2 separate regions of the Homo sapiens genome follow, and region 2 is linked to region 1. A link is a contact called in ENCODE Hi-C or POLR2A ChIA-PET data. All regions are on one chromosome and are shown on one strand. Each heading gives the region's core, a stretch centred on a gene start or an enhancer-like site at or near the end of the contact. The rest is flanking DNA. Distances are from core to core; before and after follow the strand shown.

What was found. A loop is a pair of places that touch in the nucleus more often than their neighbours do. ChIA-PET counts read pairs that join two places held with the same protein, here RNA polymerase II (POLR2A). Pooled maps may share reads with other maps.
Region 2: a map of endothelial cell of umbilical vein shows a loop between it and region 1 (5-fold over the local background). The contact joins the promoter of RIPK1 here to the promoter of FOXC1 in region 1. A Hi-C loop is called at or near these places in 2 of 168 maps with a recorded cell type or tissue (endothelial cell of umbilical vein and naive thymus-derived CD4-positive, alpha-beta T cell) and 3 of 50 pooled maps. POLR2A ChIA-PET finds 5 or more read pairs at or near these places in 1 of 52 experiments (RWPE1).

The regions. Positions count from the first base shown.
Region 1 is chr6:1,607,968-1,612,945 of GRCh38, reverse strand. FOXC1 (forkhead box C1) reads right to left here and starts at 3,031. Exons shown (of 1, transcript NM_001453.3): 1 at 1-3,031. The coding sequence starts at 2,500. The coding sequence ends at 839. RefSeq lists an enhancer at 2,174-2,273 and a silencer at 2,604-3,223.
Region 2 is chr6:3,064,404-3,069,743 of GRCh38, reverse strand. RIPK1 (receptor interacting serine/threonine kinase 1) reads right to left here and starts at 1,250. Exons shown (of 11, transcript NM_001354930.2): 1 at 1,083-1,250. RefSeq lists a silencer at 592-1,381.

The DNA.
Region 1 (4,978 bases), core at 1,782-4,281:
CAGAGGGTTTCTCCATTTTTCAGAGATTTAGGTGGAGAATAGGTAACTTCTAGTGTTTTATCTCTGAAATCTTTTTTCGTAATAATTAAAGCTCTATTAAAGTATCCAGACATATAGGTCTCATTCAAACTGAATGGTAATTTATTAATAAACAAACAATGAATATGTTCAACAAAAAGAAAGAAAAGAGGATAGAATAAGATTAATACAGTTTCCCTTTTTATAATGAGAAAAAAAGCACAATTTAAAGTTTCAGGCAATTTAACGTCAGGTTTTGGGAACACTTTCTGGCGTTTGGTCCACGACATCCAACTACAAATTAAAAATAAATTACTATGTTGCAATTTACATTTTAAAACAAGTCCATGAATAAAAAGAAAGCGACTTTCATAAACGGGGACTTTCCCCCTCCCTTCAACATAGGATAAAATAATATCTTACAGGTGAGAGGCAAGGAAGAAGGCAAGAGAGGGGAGACGGGAGGAGGGGAAAGCAGGTCTCTGAAAAGCAAGAAGAAACTTACGTGTTATCTGGAGTAACACTGTCCTTTAATAAACCAAGATTTTGCTGTCTCTGTATAAAACAGTTTACGGGTTTGTTTATTTAGACAAGGCAAAGTGGAGGTGGCTCTGAATTAATCGGTTAAGAAAATAGAGTTTTCTTCGTGCTGGTGCTGGTGAGCTGAATTTTTGGAGGGATATTCTGTTCGCTGGTGTGGTGAATATTCTCAGGGGTTTTTTTTAATTGGATTTTTTTTTTTTAGTTTCGATTTTGCCTTGATGGGTTCCTTTAGCTTTTCCTGCTTTGGGGTTCGATTTAGTTCGGCTTTGAGGGTGTGTCAAAACTTGCTACAGTCGTAGACGAAAGCTCCGGACGTGCGGTACAGAGACTGGCTGGAAGGGAAGGCCATTTGACAGCTACTATTCCCGTTCACTGGAGAGTTGTTCAAGCCGATCCTCTGTGACTCGAACATCTCCCGCACCGAGTGGAAGTTCTGCTGCTGGCCCGGGTAGCCTGCGGCCGCCGCCGCCGCCGCCGCGCTCGCCAAGTGGCCCAGGTCTCCGCCCGCCTGGTTCAGGTACCACGAGGTGAGGCGGCCTTGGTGGGCCGCAGGGTGGTGGCCGGCCTCCTGGCCTCCCCCGCCGCCGCCGCCGCCGCCGCCGTGACTCAGGGACGACGAGCTGCTGCTGGTGACCGGAGGCAGAGAGTAGTCGGGCAGGGGGTCGTCCACGGCCGAGCCGCCCGCGCCCCCGGGCGCGCCCTGCAAGTGGCCCCCGCGCTCGCCGGCCGCGTACAGGCTCATGGCTTGCAGGTTGCAGTGGTAGGTCCCGGCGCCGCCCGCGCCCCCCGCGGCCCCCGCGCCGCCGCCGCCGCCGCCCGAGCTGCCCGCGCTGGAGGTCTGGCTGCAGGGGGAGCTGTAGAGGGAGCTCTGGCCGGGCGAGTAGGCGCCGAGCGCCAGCGGGGGTGCGATCCCCGCGCGCGAGGACGCGGCCGCCGAGGCCAGAAGGCCGGAGCTGAGCTCCGCGGCCGCGCTCTGCGGCGACCCCCGCAGCGACGTCATGATGTTGTCCACGCTGAAGCCCTGGCTATGGTGCGGCGGCGGGGCGGAGGGCGCGGGCGGCGGCGGCGCGGAATCCGCACCGTCCAGGCTGAGCGGCCGCGCCGACGGCAGGCTGCCCGGGGGGCTGCTCCCGCTGGACAGGCTGCTGCTGCTGCTGTCGGGGCTCTCGATCTTGGGCACCGCGGCGGCGCTGCCGCTGCCCAGGGCGGCGGCCGGGGACAGGGGCTGGGGCGGCGAGGGGCACGTACCGTTCTCGGTCTTGATGTCCTGGATGCGCACGGGCGGCGGCTGCGGACCGGGCGCGTTGCCGTCGGCCTGCTCCGGCGGCGCGGGCGGGGGCTGGCGGCCGGGCGGGGGCGGCTCCTTGAGGTGCAGCCTGTCCTTCTCCTCCTTGTCCTTCACCGCGTCCTTCTTCTTGAAGCGCCGCCGCCGCCGCAGGAAGCTGCCGTTCTCGAACATGTTGTAGGAGTCCGGGTCCAGCGTCCAGTAGCTGCCCTTGCCCGGCTTCTTGTCGTCGCGCGGCACCTTGACGAAGCACTCGTTGAGCGAGAGGTTGTGGCGGATGCTGTTCTGCCAGCCCTGCTTGTTGTCCCGGTAGAAGGGGAAGCGGTCCATGATGAACTGGTAGATGCCGTTCAGGGTGATCTTCTTGTCCGGGGCGTTCTGGATGGCCATGGTGATGAGCGCGATGTAGCTATAGGGCGGCTTCACCATGTCCTTGGGCTGCGGCTGCGGCGTGTAGGGCCCGTAGGCGCGGGCCATGCCGCCCGGGTACTGCTCGGCGTGCGCAGGGTGCGAGTACACGCTCATGGGGGCCGGCATGGCGGTGTAGCCGCCCCCGGCCGCCGCGGCCGCCGCGCGGTAGTAGCTCTGCTCGCCGCCGAGGTAGGGCACCACTCCCAGGGAGTTGGGGCTGGACACGGAGTAGCGCGCCTGCATGGCCCCCGCTCGCCGCCGCCCCGCGCCGCCCGCCGCCCCCCACCCTCGCTCGGGCCGGGCCGCGCCGCGCCGGCCGCCGAGTCCGAGTCCGGGCCCGGCCGAGCTGGTGCCGGCCCGCTGCGCTGTGCGTCCGGCTGCGCTGCCGCCTCTCCCGGCGCTCGCTGGGGCTGGCTCCTCCGGCGCCTCGGGCTACCTCGGGGCCCGCGCGGCCGCGAGGCGGGGTCGCTGCGAGGGGAGAAGGCCGGGCCCGGCCGCGGCAGACCGCCTTGCAGGAACTCGCGGCGCAGCTTCCAGGCGCAAACGGGGGAAAGCAGACAAAAAGAAAGAACAAGCAGGCGCCCTTCTCGCCACACTGCCTGCGCCTTCCAGGAGACTCTGCCCTGAGCTGCCGGCGAAGGCGGCCAAATAACCAGGGCGGGGGGGGGGGGGGCCGCGCGCCGGCCGCCTGCCCGGGCCCCGCGTCACCTTTTCTCGGTCTCTCGCGCGCCAGCCGCTTAAGGAAGCATTGGGAAAACTTCTGAACTTTTGAGCATCCGTCACCCAGGCGAGGACTTTTTTACGCAGTTACACTTTTTTCCGGGCAGCGGAGCCCCGCCCCGCCAGCGGCGGCAGCCAATGGGAGGTGAGAACCGCCTCCGAATGAGCCGGAGGCCGAGCCCTGCCGGCCCGCTCCCGGAGGCCGGAGGACCGCGGGGCTGACCACACGCGCGCCGGCCGCCCTGGCCCGGGCCCCGGCCCTGCGCCCGCGCCGGCGCCCGGCCCGCCGTCGGTTCGCCCCCCGCAGTCCACCTGCCTGCCGCCGGCGCCCGGCAGACCTCCCACCCCGGGCCCTCCGGACCCACGCCCGCCGTTCGCGCAGACTTCCTGGGTCCTCCCGGGACCCCGTGCAGACCCTTCCTTCGCCCACGGCTCCCGAGTGGCCCTGGCGTCTCCGCCCCGCCTCGTGCTGGCTCGCTCTCATTCCTTCGCCAGCCCCGCCGACGCCAGCGCTGGGGTTGCCCCAGCCTCTCCTCCCCGCCGCCTCTCCCCTCCCGCAGCCCCTTCCCTCCCTTCTCCAACGCCAGTCTCACTCGGGTCACTGACGTCTCCGGCTTTTCTCCACTTGGAGGTTCTCCTGTCCTGAACTCGGCTACAAAGGACATGATTTTGAGGGCTCGGTCACAGCCAGGCCCTGCTCGCGGTGGGGAAGAAGGTTCGTCGCCCATCTGGCCCCCCTCCATGACCCCTCCCCAGCCGAAATGAAGGCAAGGGGTGCGGGGCCCTGCTGGGAGTTTCCGACGGCCGTTCACCCGCGAAGGATGAGCCCGCCCCGCTGCGGGCCGCCCTGCTTCTCGCCCCCCTCCCCGGGGGGCCGGCCCTTGGCGGCCTGAGGGTGCGGGCGGCGAGGGCTGCCGGAGCCCGGCTGCTGCCCCGCGCTCCCCTGCCCGCCCGCGAGGGTCCCACCGGCTCGCCGCGCCGCCGCCCCCTCTGATCCCGTCAGGCCCGTTTCGGCTCAGATGAGGGGTCAGGCTGCGGGCTCGGTGACATTAGCAGGTGTGATGACAAGAAGCAAATAAATATGTCTAAGAGCTTAACGCTTCCCCAGGCCAGTCTCCATCTCCACATGCGCGGGGCTGCCGGCTCGCAGAGACAACGGGTGTGTCTGGGGGAACGTCCAGGGTCGCACCTAGAGGGCGGTTCAAGGATTCTGGGGGGACACGCACGGAAGGGCCCCCGCTCGTTGTGCACACGCCTGAGATTCGCCGTCGCTGGGTGGTTGGAATGGGACAGGAAGAAGAGAAATGAGGGAAAGAAACGAAGGAGCGGGAAAGAGCCAGGCCTCCCTCCCCCGGCACGGCGATTCTGCATTTTAGCGACTTGAGGAGAGACCCTCCCGGAGGCTGAATCCCAAGTCGTTCACTAGAAGCTGGGGGAAGTGGCGAGCTCAGGAGACTGCGAAGAAGCGTGCGTGACGCATTTAACAGCTCCGCTGCCCCTGATTTCCGACCATCTATTAAATCCAAGGACATGTTCGGGACCCCTTTTGTCTCCCCGGTTCGAATCCCGGCTTCCTCACGTTGGCAGGAAAATTCAAATTGCAGCTTCGGCTGTTACATGTGAAGGACGCTGACGTGTAGCAGGCGCATCTCCGTGTCACCTGAATATTTAAAAATTACTGTTTCATAATGGACATTGACATCGAAGGAAAGAGGACCTGCCTCTTCTAGAATTAGCCTTTGGAGGAGGGAGGGTTGCCCCGAGGTTGCTCTGAATCCCGGGGCAGCTGCCTCCTGGCCTGCTGTGCGCCGGGGTCTCTGGAGACTCCTTTTCCAGGTGGTTTGCGGGCCAAGTCACTGGTGGGTTGGAGAAGCACCAACAGGAGGCTCAGCACTTGCTGGTTGCCAAGGACACTAGACAGGGGCGAGGGTGGTGGTGAAGCCCCAGGACCTGAACACTTAATTCCTGTTCAGCCCCCAGCCCGGCACCCTGAAGGTCTTA
Region 2 (5,340 bases), core at 1-2,500, 1.5 Mb before region 1:
CACCGTGCCCGACGCAGTATTCCACATTTCTAACAAGACAATTTCCTCTTGACTCAGTCCATCTTCCTAGCAGTCACAGAATGCAGATGAGTACTAAGACATTGCACATTTCAAAGTTCACTTCCTGCCTTGGCTTCTTCAAGTGTAAGTCAGGGAAGAATTAATCATTGGAACAGCCTCCTGCTTTGCCCAAAATAAAAAAGAGCTCTGATTAAGGGAGAGCCAAATGGTCAGCAAGAGAGAAAGAACTAACAACCCCAGACCTCCCCCTGCCCCCGCAACCCCCGCATCCCTGTGAGGCTTTGTCAAATGCTTAGGGAAGGAGGATGCAGCCTATCCTCTTCCCAACCCTCAAGAGGGTCCGCAGCACTTCACAAAAGCACCTGCCAGTGACAGAAGCCTGCTAGGGTTACCACATTCGTCCCCTCAGTCGTCTAAGATCACGCAGAAATGCTTTTGTTTTTGGAACCTGCTGCGGCCTCAAGCGCAACAGTAAAAGGCCCTTTCAAAGGGCTGGTAAGGGAAGAGCCCAAACTGTTTTTTCTTAATGATAGGGCACTAGGAGCCCACCTTCTCCACCAAAACAACATTAATGGCGTGTGGGACTGCCTATTCCACCCTCACGCGGTAACCGCGGCCCAAAGGCAGGTCTCCGCCCGCTACCAGTCCAGCGCCCCGACCTCTGGCACAGAGGCGGCCAGCGGACTCCGGATAAGCAGAGACACCTAGCGGAGCACCCCTGACTTCCGGGAGCGCCCGCGGCCCCGCCCACCGCCCGACTTCCGGTACCGGCGGGGCCCGCCCGCCGCGCGCACCCCGGGCAGAGTCCCTCTCCTTCCGGGAAGCCCGCGGCCGCCCCGGCCTCCACGCAAGCACCCGAGCGTTACTTTCGTTTCCGCGGCAAACGTCTGGAGGCCCGGGTGAGGGAAGAAGCGGCGGCGGAGGGTTGGGGATTACTCCGACGCCGCGGCAGCCTTGCCCGGGCGTGCTGGGGGAGGGCGCGCGAACCCCGACCAGGGGGGTCACCGGGACTGAGCCCGGCGGCCTCCGGAATGTTCCCCGCGCGGTGCCAGTCCGCTCACCGCGCCCTTCTCCGTGGCCGCGCCGTCCAGCCAAGTCCTGCCGCGCTCCGTCGGCCCCGCCCGGATGGCCGCGCTCTGGCGCCCCAGCTGTGGGTCCCCTGGAGTCGCCGCGCTCCGGCAGCTGGCCCGCCGTCCGCGTCGAGCGCGCCCGGCTGGAGGGCGTGGACTGTTCGCGCTGCCTCCTCCCCCTGCCCCGGCCCTTGCCGGGGAGGAGGACCGCGAGAGCGCCGCCCCGCCGCTCGTGGGACCTCGCGCCCGGGGTCTGAGTCCCGGAGCTCTCTTGCGGGCTAGAGGATCGCGGACTTTGTTTTCAAGCGAGTGGGGCGGCCTACGTAAAAGAGGAAACCGAAACCTCCGCGCGCACGAGAGGGAGAAGGGTCTGGAGGGAAGCACTGGGTGGATTACAGCGGGGGCGCTATCCGGAGGATTCAGAGCTCTGCGGGTTAGCATAGGCAAGTTAGCATTCCTCTACCTTCATCTGTAAAGTGGGGCTGTTGAGGAGGAAATGTGATTATTTTGCAGCCCTTTAAAATGGTAATTGTGAAGTCTCGAGCAAAGTTGGAACTGCATGCTATTCATGTATATTAAAAATCAAATAATAAAATTATATGCACATCAGGCCGGGCGCGGTTGTTCACGCCTGTAATCCCAGCACTTTGGGAAGCCAAGGCGGGCGGATCACTTGAGGTCAGCAGTTCGAGACCAGCCTGGCCAACATGGTGAAACCCCATCTCTACTAAAAAATACAAAAATCAACTGGGCGTGGTGGCGGGCACCAGCAATCCCAGCTACTCGGGAGGCTGAGGCAGGAGAATCCCTTGAACCTGGGAGGTGGAGATTGTAGTGAGCCGAGATCGCGCCACTGCACTCCAGCCTGGGTGACAAGAGCAAGATTCCGTCTCAAAAGGAAAAAAAAAAAAAGCACAACAGGATTACATACTGTGAAAAGATATGTATGTCAAGAGAACTAGCCACGTTCACAACACGAGCCACAGACTGGGAGAAAATATTTGCAAAAGACATATCTGATAAAGCACTGTGACCCAAAATATACCAAAAAAAACCCTCTTAAAATGCAACAATATGAAAATGTACAACTTGATTAAAGGCGGGCAAAAGCTCTGAACATACACCTCACCATATGTATATGCATATGAAAAGATGCTCAACATCATGTCATTAAAGAATTGCAATTTAAAAAAACAAATACTATTACACATTTATTAGAATGGCTAAAATTCAGAACACTGACAACAACAAATGTTGATGAGGATCTGGAGCACAAGGAACTCCCATACATTCCTAGTGGGAATGCCTAATGTTAGAGTCTGGAAGACATTTTGGCAATTTCTTAACCAAGCTCTTCTTACCATAAGATGAAGCAACTCCACACCTTGGTATTTACCCAAACGAGTTGAAAGCTTATGCCCATACAAACACCTGTACAAGAATGTCTATAGCAGCTTTATTCATAATTGCCAAAACTTGAGGGCATCCAAGATATCACTTAATGGGTGGACAGATAAGCTGTGGTACATCTATACAATGGAATATTAAGTGCTAAAAAGAAATGAGCTCTGAAGCCACAAAAAAAAAAAAAAAAAAAAAAATCCTGGAGCAATCCTAAATGTATAAATCTAAGTGAAAGAAGCCAATCTGAGAAGACTACATAATGCATGATTCCAACTATGTGACATTCTGGAAAAGGAAAAACTACGGAGATAGTAAAAAAGATCAGCGGCTGCCAGGGATTTGCAGGGAAGGAGGGATGGATAGGTGAGGCACAAGGGATTTTTAGGGCAGTGGAGTCTGACGTTACAGGGTTGGGTACATCTCTATACATTTGTCAAATGTATCTTGAATATACACAAAGAGCAAAACCTAACAAACTCCGGACTTTGGCTGATAATGTATATGTTTTATCCATATTGGTTCATTTTTGTAACCATGAATCTATGTTGGTTTATCAGGTGTGACAAATATTCCACAGTAATGCAGGATGTTGATGGTAGGGGAGGCTGTACAGTCCAGGATGTTTGTGGAAGGGGATATTTTCTTTCTGCTTAGTTTTGCTGTAAACCAAAACAGCTCTAAAACAAAGTCTATTCATTATTTTTTAAAAGATGTACACATATCAAAAAAGACGAAAGGCAGAGCTATTCACTCAGCAAAGCTTTCTATCTACTGTATGCCAAGCAGGTACTAGATACAAGAGCATCTGGTGATAGATACAAGAAATACAAAAAGGAATTCATTCCTTCAGTAAATATTTACTGAGCACCTGTTCTAGGCACTGAAGACTCGGTTGTGAATTAAACACAAAAAATCTCTATGTTCTGGCCGTGTGTAGTGGCTCACACCTGTAATCCTAGCACTTTGGGAGGCCAAGTCGGGCGGATTGCCTGAGCTCAGGGGTTCCGGACCAGCCTGGCAAACATGATGAAACCTCGTCTCTACTAAAAATACAAAAATTAGCTGGGCGTGGTGGTGCATGCCTGTAGACCCAGCTACTCAGGAGGCTGAGGCGGGAGAATTGCTTGAACCCAGAAGGCGGAGGTTGCAGTGAGCCAAGATTGCTCCAGCCTGGGTGACAGAGCCAGACTCCGTCTCAAAAAACAATAAAAAATAAAAAACTCCACGTTCCATTCGTGGAGCTTGCATTCTAATGGGGAAGACAAAAAGTTATTGCCCATCACTGTCCTCTAGACATCATGTGACCTTGGGAGGTTGGAAATGCGTTGTTTTTGCTTCATTTTGTGTTCAGTGTTTTAACTCAGAAACATCTATTTGGGAGCTTTACTCATTACTCCCAGCAAAAGCCATGAGTGTAGACTGTGCATGAGATGAAGGAACTGGTCCTTGCAGAACACCAGAATGGAAAAGGCAAGAAACAGCCCAAGGTGAGGAAAGAAAACCAGCGAGAACAAAGAGCTGGTACTATCTCTGAAGCCCGTGGAGGCCAAAGTGTGAATATGAGGGGGTAGGTCTCTTGGCCACAGGCCTGAAACCAAATGAACCCCCACCCCCAGGCTGCAGTTCCCAGTGCACTTGGAAATGAGACCCTGACTCCTCCAGGTGAGCCTGGGAGACCTCCCTGACTCCTTTCCATCTCCCCCTCCTCCCCCACACCCATCTCCAAGGCCTGCCCTCTACGCCCACATTTCTTCCCACTTTGGATCCTGTGCCTGGTCTAATGCCCAGGCCCCCTCCCGAGCCTCTGGTCTCCCTAGAGCCACTCCCCACTGTCGGGACACCTCATCTGTGCTCCCCAAAACGCCACGCAAAGCACTGGAGAGCCTTGGACAATGAACACAACCCGCACCCCCAGCCACCCCCGCCACAGCCGCACGGCACCTCAGAAAGCCGTGTCTTTTTTTTTTTTTTTTTTTTTTTTTTTGAGACGGAGTCTGGCTCTGTCGCCCAGGCTGGAGTGCTGGAGTGCAGTGGCGCGATCTCAGCTCACTGCAAGCTCCGCCTCCCGGGTTCACGCCATTCTCCTGCCTCAGCCTCCCGAGTAGCTGGGACTACAGGCGCCCGCCACCACGCCCGGCTATTTTTTTGTATTCTTTTTTTTCTTTTTTTTAGTAGAGACGGGGTTTCACAGTGTTAGCCAGGATGGTCTCCATCTCCTGACCTCGTGATCCGCCCGCCTCGGCCTCCCAGAGTGCTGGGATTACAGGCGTGAGCCACCGCACCCGACCAGAAAGCGGTGTCTTAATCCTCTTGTCCTTCCTCCTAAATCTCCTGGGGCCCTTAGGATCCGCTTAAAGCCACCTCGTTAAAACGGTTTCTTCTCCACCTGCCCCTCCCTTGATCCAGCCTCACTGAGGTCACAGCCTCCACCTCTGGCCATCCTGAACCCCTCCCAAAGTCACCTCTTCGCAAACTCCTGGTCCCCCTTAGAAGGCCCCACGTCCATCACGGGATTAATTCCACTCACCCTCAAACACCGCGGCCCGGAGGCTCTGATTCCCACCCTAGAGGAGGTTCTCTTGACCCCGCCGGCGCGACCCTCCCCAGCACGACCCTTCCTCCCGAAAGTGATTCCTCATCTTGCTGGCGGGTCCCACAGACCGCAGGCTCTGCAGGCGAGCGCTGAGCCTGGCTCTGCAGATTCTCAGTCCCTGGAGGAGTGCTCCGGGGAAGGAAGGGCCCCATCCGTTTCGCTGAGTTACTGAAAGAATTAGAATGGGTAAGAGTGCTCGGATTTAGAACTGGAGACTAGTGACTTTGAAAGACAGAAGAAGAACCAGGACAG